Linked DNA regions of Homo sapiens: region 2 is linked to region 1. A link is a loop called in an ENCODE intact Hi-C map of the cell type or tissue named here. Cell type or tissue: endothelial cell of umbilical vein. All regions are shown on one strand. Each heading gives the region's core, and the rest is flanking DNA. Links, peaks and the distances in the headings are about the cores only.

Region 1 (6,973 bases), core at 2,398-4,897:
TCCCCAGCCTCACTTGCTGCGTAATGTCTAGCCCCTGGGCTAGACAGATGTCATTTCAGGGAGGATGAGTTGGGTTCCAAATGGTTACCATAGTTTTTTTTATTACTTCCTCTTCCTATATTTAATAGCCCCAAATGGTTATCAGAAAACTACTCTTCTTCCTGTATCTTATTAGGAGGCAAATGGTGAACATTTGCAGGGCAGAGATGTAGTTTAGCCTCACACATCAGATTATAATATCCATAGACTTTAGTATTACAAAAAGTAAGTGCTGGGCCTTTTCTAGCTCAGAGAAATACCCACTGACACAGGTTTTGTGAGGATTAAATGAAATAAATGTGTGTGTGCATCTGTGCGTGTGCGTGTGTGCACGAGTGTGCGCGTGTGTGTGCATGTATGCGTGTGTGCGTGTGTGTGTGTGCGCGTTTGGTGGGGAGGGGCAGCAGCATGCTTTCTACATACTTTTCCCGTTAAATTGAGTGTTCACTCTTTGTGTTAGGATTGAGTTTATATAACTTTTAAAACACTTTTAAATCACTAAGTCTTTTAAAACACTAAGGTGACTTTTATTATTAGGCTTCAATAGATCAATTGATTCAGGGTAAAATGTTATTCCAGTAAAATTATTAAAACAAGTTCTCTGTACAGGAATAAGAATTCTCAAGTTCTATTTGGCTTACTCGTTTTAGTCATTATATACAAGCATTAAAATACGGCACTTTTGGCCATAGTGTTTGACCTGGAAAAATTCCCGTAAGCGAACCCATTTACCATGCCTTTCTATGTGGTACCACTGCTGATACCTGTCTCCTTTATAGTCTGTATTTATAAGAACTTTTTCAGTTGCAAGGGACAGAGATTCGACACAAACAAGCTTAATCTAAAAAGAAAACTTATTTAAACTTAAGTGAAATATTCTAGGGCTAGAAGTATCTTTATTAAGCAAGGTTAGATCCAGGGGCATATAGGATATTATTGGGGGCATTTTCTCTCTCTCTTTCTCAAATGGATTTATTCTCAGAAAACTGATGAGAAAAATGACTGCCAGCATTGCCAAGGTTTATCTTTTGACTTCTGATTGGAAAGTAAGAAAGAGCTTCTCAGTTCTTGTGTCCATATATCAAATATCAAGGAAGATTCTGATTGGTTCTGCTTGAGTCACATGTCCATCCCTAAACCTGTGACTGGCTGGTGTATAGAGCACTACGGGAGACCTGGCCATGTGCCACCCACTGTGGCAAGGCGTCTTGACTGGCAAGCTCCCTGGGATTACGTGGGATGGGAGGGATGATGTCCCAAAAGAAGGGTTGCTTAGCAAACAGACAGCATGTCTGGTCTAGATAATTAGCATTTTAAGTCAACAGGGGTTTGGTGTTTATTCCTTTAGTTTACAGGGAATGAGAAGGTAACTATCATAAAATTCTGTTGGATCACTTGAGAATGTTAAGCTGCCCTTGAAAACCTGTTTGACATGTCATGCAAAAGTGCCCATCAGGTGCAATAGGCCTCACATAGATAACCAGATAGTGGCATCATAATTGTTGATTGCTGAGATTGATGTGACATGTGGGCAGTTTGCAGGGGGTGGGTAAAGGAACAAAATGGCAATAATGGGACTTCTGATTGTTTTTGGCAGGGTTGGATGACTGCCTGCAACAATATGTCCACAAGTTTGAACGAGAGAAGATCAACGGCGAGCAGCTGCTGCAGATTTCCCATCAGGACCTGGAGGAGCTGGGGGTCACACGGATTGGACACCAGGAGCTTGTGTTGGAGGCTGTGGACCTTCTCTGTGCACTGGTTAGTTCAGGAAAAGACGGTCTGTACCGTGATGACGTTCTTTAGAGCCTTGCTCTCTTAAGCCGTCATTGTTTGTGATTTAGCATATCACTCTTTCCTTAATGCTCCATCAAAATAAAACATGAGCTGAAGATACTATAGGAAGGGGAAAAATAAGTTATTTTCTACATTAAAGGTTGGCAAACTATGGCCTGCGAGTTAAATCTGGCCCACTATCTATTTTTGTAAATAAAGTTTTATAGGAACACAACCATGTCCATTCACTTACGTGTTTGTGACTGCTTTCTTGCGACAGTGACAGAATTGAGTGGTTGTAACGGGACCACATGGTTCCCCCAAAGCCTAAAATATTTATTAACTTGTCCTTTACAGAAAGAGTTTGTCTTTTTCAGAAAATCTCTGTATTAGTCTAATTTTCTTTTATAAGGAAAAAATGATGGAAATACTCCTGAATGAAAATGTCACCTTCTGGCGAGGCGCAGTGGCTCATGCCTATAATCCCAGCACTCTGGGAGGCCGAGGCGGGTGGATTGCTTGAGTCCAGGAGTTTGAGACCAGCCTGGGCAACGTAGCAAAACCCTGTCTCTATTAGAAATACCAAAAGTTAGCCAGGTGTGGCTAGCACGCACCTATAGTCGCAGATATTCAGGAGGCTGAGGTCAGAGAATCACCTGAGCCTGGGAGGTGGAGGCTGCAGTGAGCAGAGATCGCACCACTGCACTCTAGCCTGGGTGACAGAGTGAGAACCTGTCTCAAAAAAGAAAAGAAAATGTCATCTTCTAAATTGAAGTGAGAAATAGGTTCTGATTTTCATGTCTGATTTTGTTACTATAAAAAGCGGTTGAGTTTCACAGATATTTGTGATATTTAAATAACTGATATTTGCACTTGACATGACCTATAAAATGGGAAAAAAATGTGGCCTTCATTACATTTTGTAGATGATGGGTTTTGGCTTTAACATGAATGAGTAAAATCCTGCTGGGTCCTGACACTAGAATCACATGGGTAGCTTCGTTAGGTGTGGGCCAAAAACACCTGTAAGGACATTTTGTTTATAAATTGGTTAGTGTGGGTGGGATTCAAGTCTGCCTGTCCCGGTGCCAGGCTAAAGATGCAGTTTACTTAACTGTCAGGATTTGGACAAACTCGACAGCATTCAGGCTGGGTTAGTAATGCCCTGAACCCCAGCCAGGGGTATATACAATTACATCACTGAGAATGGTGGGAAAGAATGTGCTGCTGATGATTTTGCCGTCGCTGGTCTGCGTACTGTTGATTATATAACACTTGCTGCATTGTGTGTATTCTTCTTCTTAAAATGGACAGAGCCTTGTCTTCTGCTCTGAGATGTGCTGCTCTTGTTTAGGAAAGTAATGGGGAAATTATTTGTAGTTGATAAATGAGCTGCCGCCTGGGAGACGCTATGGCCAAGTAGTCTGAGCACGGGTCTGGGAAGCAGGAATTTGCATTCTAATCCTGGCTCTGCTACATGCTACTCCCTCTGTGACCTCTGGGGAAATGGTGATGTCTGTTTTTCCCATCTGTACAGTAACGCTCACCTTAGATGTGGCTGTGTACTATTGTGTGTTTTGCACTGCCCAGACATCTAAGCATCCTGTTTATTACCGAAACTGTATTTTCTTTTTTTTTTTTTTTTGTACAAACGTGTTTGAGTTTACTTTTATTATACTTTCTGGGAACATGGCTTTTCCGTCTTTTCTGCTTGATGTTTTGCAAATTGTCTCTTTCACTTTGCAGTAATACTTTGAGGACAGGTAAATTTACTTGGAAATCCAAAGTAAGAGAGGCAGGAAGGGTCAGCTAGAGACGCATCACATGCATCAAGTGGGATGATAAACGTAACAGCTGCCTCTGGGCATTCTCTTTGCTTTTTCCTCTTCTCTACCTCTTAGAGCATTAGGCTAAAATGAACAAAGCTGGACAAATGCCAGAACCTAAAGCTGTGTTTTATCTCCTACAATTTCCTTCTAATTTCCTTTGTAGACCAAGCTTTGACCTCAGACTCATTCTGGACCTGCTCTGTGCCAGTGACTACATTGGACAGGGGGGGTCACTTAGGGGTTCACAAAAGAGTGTGGATTATTTTAGTGAGTTTTACTAAAATGTCTTTAGTCTGGATATAATCTCCTTTTTGAATATTCTTATTATAATTCATATACTAATTATACTGTCTTTTTAATCCATTTATAGCATATAGATCTTTGGATATATAAATTGGTGATGCTTTGAACAGAACATCTCCAGGGCAGTTAATGTGTAAATGCAGTTGGCCTTGGTGTTATAAAAGAGGTTTCTATGTAAACTTAGTTTAGTGGATGTTGATTTTATGATAGACAGGAAATGAATATAATTAAAAGTAAGGAAGGGGGAGGGGAGAAACAAAACCACTGGAAAGTATCAATGTAAGGAGAGGGGCAGATAGATGGGCAGGAACCTAAAATAGGAAACAGCTATTAATGAAGATTCCAAAACTGGTGAGCAGTGGCTCACAAATTAGCTGGTCATGGTTAGAGAGCAATGAGAGAAACCATCTTTTGTGAACATTGACTTTGGCTGGCAGTCGTGGCTTAGGAGAGTGATTTGTATTATATGATGAGACCAGGACCACTTTCCCAGATTGAATTAGAATCTGTACCCAATTTTTCTTCCTCTCTCTGGGTAGAGGGTACCTGAGACCGATTATAGAGCTGCTCTTTTCAGTAGGATAGCTGTTACCCAATGTGACTGTCTAAATGAAAATCAACTAAAATAAAAAAAAAATTCAGTTCCTCGGTTGTACTAGCAACACTTCAAGTACTCAGAAGCTCCATGTGGCTAGTGGCTACGATATTGGACAGCACAGATAAAGAACATTTTCATCTGTGCATAGAGTTCTGTTGGCCAGTACTGGTCGAGAGGGTGTGATTGAGAATAACCAGTAAGAATAACCAATAAGGATAAGTATGACTGTGGCCGGGTGCAATGGCTTACACCTGTAATCCCATCACGCCTGTAATCTCAGCACTTTGGGAGGCCGAGGCAGGCGGATCACAAGGTCAGGATATCGAGACCATCCTGGCTAACATGGTGAAACACTGTCTTTACTAAAAATACAAAAAATTAGCTGGGTGTGGTAGCGGGTGCCTGTAGTCCCAGCTACTTGGGAGGCTGAGGCAGGAGAATGGCGTGAACCCAGGAGGTGGAGCTTGCAGTGAGCCGAGATCATGCCACTGCGCTCCAGCCTGGGCGACAGAGTGAGACACCATCTCAAAAAAAAAAAAAAAAAAAAGATAAGTATGACTGTAACCTGTGTTCTTTGCCAAGTCAGTGAGGCCCTAGTTTACTGAACACCAAGGCATGGGCAGCTGTGTTTTGAAGGTTGAAGGAGGTTGAGAAATGAACAGAGTTGGAATTGATGCATGTGTTAAATGATGCTACCTAGACTTGGGGTTAAATGAAGTACCTGTCATGAATCTATGGGCCTAGAGTGCTTATGCGCACTGGTATACCTCTGAGATTATTTGTTGTTTATTATTCACCCAAGGCAAATCATTTAAACATGTTATCTTTTTTATGAGAAGAAATGCAGGAACAGGAATTTTTGCTGGCAAGTTGTATTTAACTTGATCTTGCTTATGAGCTTATTTAAAAATGCCTTAGGAAAATTGTGAACTATATTTCTTAGGTTGTCTCTTAATTGACCCAAGTCAATAAGATGGCTTTGATTTTGTGTCTCTGGCACACCTTAATCACACGTTAGATCACGAACAGAGCTAGTAGGAATGGAGAAGATGGTAGAGAAGAAGTTGTGTAAGGTGTGTCCTTAGCTAAATGTGTATAATTTTAAGACTTTTTGCTTTCCTTTTCTCCCATTTAGTGTATGGTTTCTCTAGCCAGATCAGGAAAGGATCCCGGATGGTGAACCCTAGGAAGTGAGATCTCAGTGGAAGGGTTTTAGTAGGTGAACAGATTTTCAGAAACTCATTGTGTTACTTAATTTGTATCTTTTTGATGCTTTATCTCAAAGCAGTTTCTGAAGGAGACAAGTTTTGGGGAAAAGACTGGTGAAAATAATTAATCTGGTCTGAGAAATTATTTATTTTCGGTCTTTATGGGGCACTTAAGTCAATAATCCTTTCCTGATTATGCTTCTACAGTAGAGGTTCTTTAGAGCTACTATAATCAGTTTCTTGTTCTCTCTTTAATGTGGAATGGGGTCGAAGGGAAGGAACTTTCCTTTCTTCTTCTCCTCCTTCCTTCTTTTAAAAATTCTATTCTAGCTATATTTATTCATCTTTCTAGGTCCATTATTTGTTTTGGGGAAGAAAAAGAGCAAACTGAGTGGAAAATGAAGAGAACCAGTTATAAGAAGCCACTCTACCCCTTTATTTCAGTATTAAAAGTGGTATGTTTTTAGAAGATTGAGGTTTAAAGTTTCTTGCAACAATAAAATGCTCTTAATCCTCTTTGAGTTCAATAAGTAAACGTTATGTATATGGTAATAAAAGTTCCAAGTAATTTATGGTGACATTGATTATTGAAAGCTGACTTTCCTGCTTTTAGTTCAAAACTCTTCATGTAAGTTGGCAGGCTGAGTGACCGAATGAGGGGACCTTTCCCTTTAATCATAGTTACAAGTCCTTCAAAACAAGCTCTGTCTTGTGGCCTCTTTATCCATTCAATTGTGAGTCTTTGATTCTTTGAATTTAAAAAGCTGTGATGCAAATCCATCTTATTTTTGTCTCTCTATTGAAGGACAATATTATTATATTTTAGTCTCTAGAAAATAACAAAAAATGAATATCACATTTAGATAGAAAAATACTGCTAATATAGAATATTCATTTATATTTTGAAATTCAGTTTTTTTCAAAAGTTTGGAAGAGAACATTTTCAGCTAATTTTTGCTTCTTTCAAAATTTCTAATTTTTTAAATATTATTTTTTGTTTCACTAGGAGGTAACATAAATTTAAACTTCAAGTAAAATCTATTTAAAATTAGAATTGTTTTGTTAAAGTTAAAGCCTTTTGTTGTTGTTTTTAACTTACCATTGTTCATCTTGCAAAAAAAAAAAAGTTTCTTACCTACTTCCGAGTATATTTATGCTTTATGTATCTTGATTTTGACACGTGACTTGCCTCTCTCTGGCCCACATAGCCAAAGCCAGCT
Region 2 (6,973 bases), core at 2,974-5,473, 150 kb after region 1:
TTCTAAAAAGTGGAATAGATGCTGTAGTTATTGGCAGAGCCACAATCAGAGTGAGGACATGGTGACCATGAGCCCTGAATGTAGGCTGCCCAATAGCATTGCCAGACCTGCACGTCAACCTGGGGTTTAAAATATGCTCATGGTAGGGGTGCTGAGTCAGGAACCTGCTACAAGCCAGAAGGACCAAACACCTAGAAAGGTAATGACTTTGGGCTGGGCGCGGTGGCTCACATCTGTAATCCCAGCACTTTGGGAGGCTGAGGTGGGTGGATTGCATGAGCCCAGGAGTGCAAGACCAGTCCAGGCAACATGGTGAAACCCCGTCTTTACAAAAAATACAAACATTAGCTAGGTGTGGTGGTGTGTGTCTGCAGTCCCAGCTACTCAGTGAGGCTGAGGCAGGAGGATCACCTGAGCCTGGGGAGGTTGCAACTGTAGCGAGCCATGATCATGCCAGGCTGGGTGACAGAGTGAGACCCTATTTAAAAAAAAGAGAGAGAGAGAAAAGAAAAGAAAAAAAGAAATGTAATGACTTTGGACCAGTGGGGAAGCAGAGAGAGCAGCGTCATCTTATATCGCACATTTAGGATCTGCATCCAATCCTCCTGACTTCCACTGTGGCTGGGGCCCTGTCAGCCTTTCTCACTTTAATGTTCTTTGTCTGTTTTTATCCAAAACCGTTGAGGATGATATTCTCTTTTTTTTTCTTTTTTTTTTTTTTTGAGACGGAGTCTCTCTCTGTCGCCCAGGCTGGAGTGCAGTGGGGTGATCTCCGCTCACTGCAAACTCCGCCTCCTGGGTTCACGCCATTCTCCTGCCTCAGCCTCCCGAGTAGTTGGGACTACAGGCGCCCGCCACCATGCCTGGCTAATTTTTTGTATTTTTAGTAGAGATGGGGTTTCACTGTGTTAGCCAGGATGGTCTTGATCTCCTGACCTCGTGATCTGCCCTCCTCGGCCTCCCAAAGTGCTGGGATTACAGGCGTGAGCCACCACGCCCGGCCGATATTCATTTTAACAACATTTTAGGTGGTACATACGTTTTGGTCAAGGAGAGATACAGACAGAGTTTTTCCTGGGTGTTGGTAGTTGCCAAAAATGAATCTCTAGCCTGGGAGTTTCTAGGGCATGCGGTGGAGTTGAGGGTGGGCTAAACAGGTGAAAAGATGTGGCGCTGGCCTCTAGGAGAAGCAGAGAAGGCAACGGTGGATCCGAGAAGTGACTTTTGTGTTTCACACTCCCTTGTCTTCTTTACATCCTCTTCTTATAGCAGCTCTTCCCCTGCCTCTGGTGTTCCTGTCCTCTTGGTGCCCTCTGGGTGGTCAAAACCCAACAAGAGCACCCCTTGGAATCTGCTTGCCCAAAAGGGCTCCTTTCCCTTCATTCCTGTTTTGTTCCTTTCTTCCCTATCTCCCTGTGCTTCCTTTATCCTCATGAAATGTATGCACAGAGCCCACAGCATATTTAGACTCAGAACACTGAGAAGTTTGAGAGTAGTAGCTGTCAGCTCCTTCATATAGCTAATAATTTGGGACTAATATTTTGAACAGTGTCAGGGAAGACAGTGTGCTAACATGACCTGCTACATTAGATGGCGGCCAGCCAACTGCTAAGAGTGTGTGTGTGTGTGTGTGTGTGTGCGTGTGTGTGTGTGTGTACGCATGTGTGTGTGTGTGTGTGTGTGCGTGTGCACATGTGTGTGACAGGCAGTCACCTCCTGGCTGTCAGAGAGCTCCAGACAGTTCAGGACAGAGGCATGACCAGGAGTATTGCAAGAGTCCCAAAGCCCTGGGCAAGAGAGGCTAAATTTCTCTGCAGTTTTAGCTTAGACATGTACAGACTTAGCTGATGGACTCAGATCCACAAAAGGCTGGACTGGAGGGAGAGCCATGGGGCTGCTGGCAAAAGCCAAGATGAGCCAAGAAGTCTAGCAGTGTGGGAAGAGGCAGCAGATCCTTGTGCAGGCGTCGCTGACCTAGACCCCCTGTGCTCTCTGTTCCCCAAGCAATGCTCACAGCAAAGTGTGTGCCACTATGGAAAGTCCTCATCAATGAGCAGAAAGAGGTGTGTGTGTGTGTTGGTGGTGGGGTGCGGTGAGATGGGGGTGTCCAGAGGAGGTTGGGGGCAGCACGGCAGCCACCCGTGAGCAATGGAGTGGCAGCTGCCAACAGAGCAGTCAACAGCAGCCACAGCGGCAGATGCCAGGGCAGTGGTCTTCATTTGTAAGAACAGCACCACCTTCACGGGGTTGCTGTGAAAATGAATACTTAATGCATGAGCAGCATCTAGCACATGACTGTACAAATTAAATAATCAGAGCTTAATAAATGTTGGCTATTAGTATTTTTTTTTTTGAGATGGTGTCTCACTCTGTCGCCCAGGCTGGAGTGCAGTGGCGCAATCTCAGCTCACTGCAATCCCCGCCTCCTGGTTTCACGCCATTCTTCCGCCTCAGCTTCCCGAGTAGCTGGGACCACAGGGGACCGCCACCACACCCGACTAATTTTTTGTATTTTTAGTAGAGACGGGCTTTCACCGTGTTAGCCAGGCTGGTCTCGATCTCCTGACCTCATAATGTGCCCGCCTTGGCCTCCCAAAGTGCTGGGATTACAGGCATGAGTTACCACGCCCGGCCAAGTACTTTTTTTAAAAAATAATTTTTATATTTTATTTTTTAAAAGAGATGGGGTTTCACTCTGTTGTCCAGGGTGATCTTGAACTCCTGGTGGTGTAGGACTTTCTCCTTAGTTCAGCTAAAAGCCAGGTTCTTGTCACACAACCATGAAAGATTAGGCTCGCAGACACTTTGAAGGGTGAGAAGGGCAGGGTTTATTGGGCAAAAAGGAAATAAAAAGGGAAACAGGGACTCTCAGCAAAGTGAGAGTTCTGCTGGTAGGCTTCCTGCCTCATAGGTTGAATTCCCAGTTACCACCCCAGAACAGGGGAAGCCAGAATCCTCCGCTCTGCAAATGGTGTGAAATTCATGGCTGCACCACAGTGCACACACCTCCCTGTGCACAGGCCAGTCGAAGGTTCTCGGGAAACCCCTTTATACTTGGCTGTCTCACTGGGGTCAAACAATCCTCCAGCCTTGACCTCCTAAAGTGCTGGGATTATAGGCATAACCTATTGCATCCAGCCTCCAGTACTTTTATCATTGGTGTTTCTGTGAGATTTCCTTACTTTTACCTACTTCTACTTATTTTCAAGTGGTTACATAGTTTGATTTTACATGATATAATAAAAAGGATTCGGCCCAGTTTTTGTTTTTAAGCAGATAAATTGCTTCTTAGGATGTATTTTAAAGGGTTAGATTACACCTGAAGTGGGTTGAACTTGAGCAAAGTTTTAAAAATAATTGTGTCTCAAAGTTGAATAAAAGAATTGGGCCCCAATGTCATTCTTTGCTTTAAGAGGATTGTGAGAATAACTAATAACAATTAGGAGGTTAATATATTATTGAAAGTGGTAATTTTACCAGTTTTGAACTCATGTTCAAAGACATAATTGGAATAATTTTCAATAGACATCAGTCTTTATTTCTTAGGAAATTACAGTGATTAAATTAATGGCAGGCAGCCTCTCTTATTATCTGAAGATAATAGGAGTCTGTTGAGGATTAGTGGGGAAAAATGAATGATACATGTTCTATTAAAGACTTCACAGTTGAAACATTTCTTGCTGCTCCCTGTCTTGCCCCAATTTATATATTTAAGCACAATCATCAGTGCAACTTCCTTTACTGTATTTGGCCTAAAAAATAATTCAAATGAAGAATAAGAATAATGCTTTTCTTGGGATTAAAGTAGAGAGTTTTCTTTTAGGGGGTGCATAATATGCCAATTCAAAAGAAAGTCATGTAATGCTCGAAGAGCTCTGTGGAAGTGGAAAAGATAGTTCATTTTTTTCTCCGGGTATTTTTCAGGAGTCTGTTCCTGCTTCTTTATGAAATTGAACACTGGACAGTAACAATAATATCACACTCATTATTCAGACATTTTAAATGGCTCTAATTGCTCTTTTGCTTTGAAGTGAGATATTCAGATCACTGAATGTTAGAGAAATGGTGCATGGATGAAGCAGTAAATGGATCTTGATCTGTTATCTTAGCTTGAGGCTTAGTAAAGTGGTTTTTGTCAGTGGACAATTGCAGCCTATTTTCTTGAAGATCTTTCTATACTGAAAGTGATTGAGATGGTACATCTGAGTCTGATGCCACCCAGATAAGCATCTGCAGTTGCGCTGACCTGGACTTGGGTTGTATTGCTTTTTAGATTTCAGTATCACTCTAAACCTTGTCTGGCTTTTGCCAGCTTCAGTACCCTTGACCTATAGGTTGGGAAACCTGTTTGTTTCTCTTTCTGGCTGGAATGTCTATTTAGAGATTCATGTTATAAGTTGTGACTCAAGTTACATACACCGATTCCCAAACTTTTCTTGACTTGATTCTTAACTAAACAGCACTGCGATTGTGAGGCCCCCACGGCAAAAAGTAAATAAGAAAAACTACCTAATTTAATATGCTGGAAAGTTTTTGTAAACATACAGATGACTCCTTCAGGAAATACTGTTTTCATTGCTTTGGAATGTAGGAGGAAGTGACATAAGATCTTGTTCTGGGGAGAAAGAAAGAGCTGGTATATCATTAGTTGCACCAAAGCAAAGGCAAAAACATGAAGAAAAGCCAATCACTTTGAGTGTTAGCTTACTCAATACAGCTAATACTCATTTATTTTAACATATCGCCCACTTTTAAGTTAATACCCATTTTTTCCACTGTTTCTGGTTTAACTCTTATAATTTGAAATAATTATGGTTGAAAAAATGTTTAGATAAATCATGATACCTCACTACCTTGTAGTTTAACACAACAAAATAAGAACTGTAAGGCAAAGAGTTTGGACAACAGGGAGTACAGGTTACAAAAGAGAAAAAGGGATCTAGATTTATTTGACCTGAAAATAGAGTTTCTTACTCTAGGGTGATTTTTACGGTAATTCTATACTTAAATTTTGGCCACTGAGCTAGACTTGCTGGTTGTATGAACTTGGATAAAATTCTATTCAAAAGAGGAAAGATGACCAAAATAAAAAACCTACCTCATGCGATTGTAGCGCAAATTTCATAAATTAATCCATATCAAAGCATTTTGTAAATTGCAAACTGTGACACTAAATTTAGTTTATATGAGGCAATCACTAAGTGTTACTAAGTGATTGAAAGAAAATATTAATCCAACCTGTTATGTGGTTTTCCTAATGTATACAAAGAAGGAAAGCATTCCAACCTGTGAGTACCTCTGCCAAAAATGTTTAACTTAGTTGTGAAGGAACAGTCAGTCAAATCCATATTGAGGGGTGTTAGGCAAAGCAACTGGCCTGGACTCTACAAAAACATGTCCTGAAAGGTAAAAGGAGACCGTAGACATGCCTTGGTGATCCCTGATTAAATCCAGGATTTAAAATAAAATATAACAAATCTTCCACACTGAAACAGACATCAGTGATACAATTGGAACATTTGGACTGTATAGTGATTGCATTTTGTCAATTTAAAATTTCCTGAGTGTGGCCAGGCGCGATGGCTCAAGCCTGTAATCCCAGCACTTTGGGAGGCCGAGGCGGGTGGATCACGAGGTCAGGAGATCCAGACCACCCTGGCTAACACGGTGAAACCCCGTCTCTACTAAAAACACAAAAATTAGCCGGGCGTGGTGGTGGGCACCTGTAGTCCCAGCTACTTGGGAGGCTGAGGCAGGAGAATGGCGTGAACCCAGGAGGCGGAGCTTGCAGTGAGCCGAGATTGTGCCACGGCTCTCCAGCCTGGACGAGAGTGCGAGACTCCATCTCAAAAAAAAAAAAAAAAAAAAAACCTTTCCTGAGTGTGATCATTATTAATAACTATAGTGGGATCATTGCTCTTAGGAGGTACATGCTGAAGTATATAGGGGTGAACCATCTTTATGTCTACAAGTGACTCAAATGGTTCAGCAAAATATTTAGATATGCAGAGAGATAAAGCAAATGTGGAAAAGTGTCATAATTTGGGAATCAAGGTGAAGGCCATCTAGGTGTTCATTGCTACCTATTCCTACAAGCTTTCTATAGTTTTAAACATTTTCAAAATAAAATTTTGGAAAAAAAATTTAAAAAGAAAAAAATCCAAGTACTCAAGTAGATTGAGTTATTAAAATACAGATCTTGAAATATGTCCTTTGCAGAACATGTTTTCCTACAATTTTATTTTTCTGTGAGATGCAAATATATAGATTTTAAAAAATAAAAATCTGTGTTTTTATAAATGTATGCTTTTAGGCAATGAATAGAATTATTGTTACTAATTTGAAATATATTCCCACTGGGCTGGGTGCAGTGGCTCATGCCTGTAATCCCAGCACTTTGGGAGGCCGAGACGGGTGGATCACGAGGTCAGGAGTTCAAGACCAGCCTGACCAACATGGCAAAACCCTGTCTCTACTAAAAATACAAAAATTAGCCAGGCGTGGTGGCAGGTGCCTGTAATCCCAGCTACTCAGGAGGCTGGGGCAGGAGAATCACTTGAACCTGGGAGGCGGAGGTTGCAGTGAGCTGAGATTGTGTGTGCCACTGCATTCCAGCCTGGGCCACAGAGTGAGACTCTGTCTCAAAAAAAAAAAAAAGGCAATATATTCCTACTGGAAAAATTCCAGGAAAATAGATAGAAGTTCTCAATCTATGTGCACATCTTTCGTGGTATTTAAAAGTGAAGTAAAAATGTATCATGGGGTGTGTTCAAAAGGATAAAACATTATTTTTACTGTCCTCTTTAGAAAAAATTAAATGTTGAGGATCTCAGTTTAATGATTTTTTGATAATTTGCTACCCAGATCTTCTTTCCTATGAGAGAAAACTTTTGTTTTCATATTTTGAGAGAGACAGTGGGAAGTTATTGTTAGCAGAGGTGAATCTGTGCAGGTCTGCACCAACTTGATTCTT

The links. Hi-C counts contacts between places; a loop is a spot of excess contacts. Peaks named below come from ENCODE experiments on the same cell type or tissue, not always from the same donor. Only the 100,000 strongest peaks of a DNase experiment are listed, where the experiment ranks them.
Region 2: a loop joins it to region 1, with 5 times the contacts of the local background. A loop is called at or near these places in 2 of 110 quality-filtered maps.

The regions. Positions count from the first base shown.
Region 1 is chr6:154,444,922-154,451,894 of GRCh38, reverse strand. It overlaps CNKSR3 (CNKSR family member 3), which reads left to right. Exons shown (of 13, transcript NM_173515.4): 2 at 1,637-1,800. Among named protein-coding and RNA genes, the nearest start is that of CNKSR3, 62 kb to the left of the region's middle. In endothelial cell of umbilical vein, for the core only: no CTCF peak of the experiment used is centred there; DNase peaks (open chromatin) are centred at 3,124, 3,294 and 3,754.
Region 2 is chr6:154,290,578-154,297,550 of GRCh38, reverse strand. All of the region lies in intron 1 of IPCEF1 (interaction protein for cytohesin exchange factors 1), which reads left to right. Among named protein-coding and RNA genes, the nearest start is that of IPCEF1, 63 kb to the left of the region's middle. In endothelial cell of umbilical vein, for the core only: no CTCF peak of the experiment used is centred there; a DNase peak (open chromatin) is centred at 4,500; H3K27ac peaks cover 2,091 bases.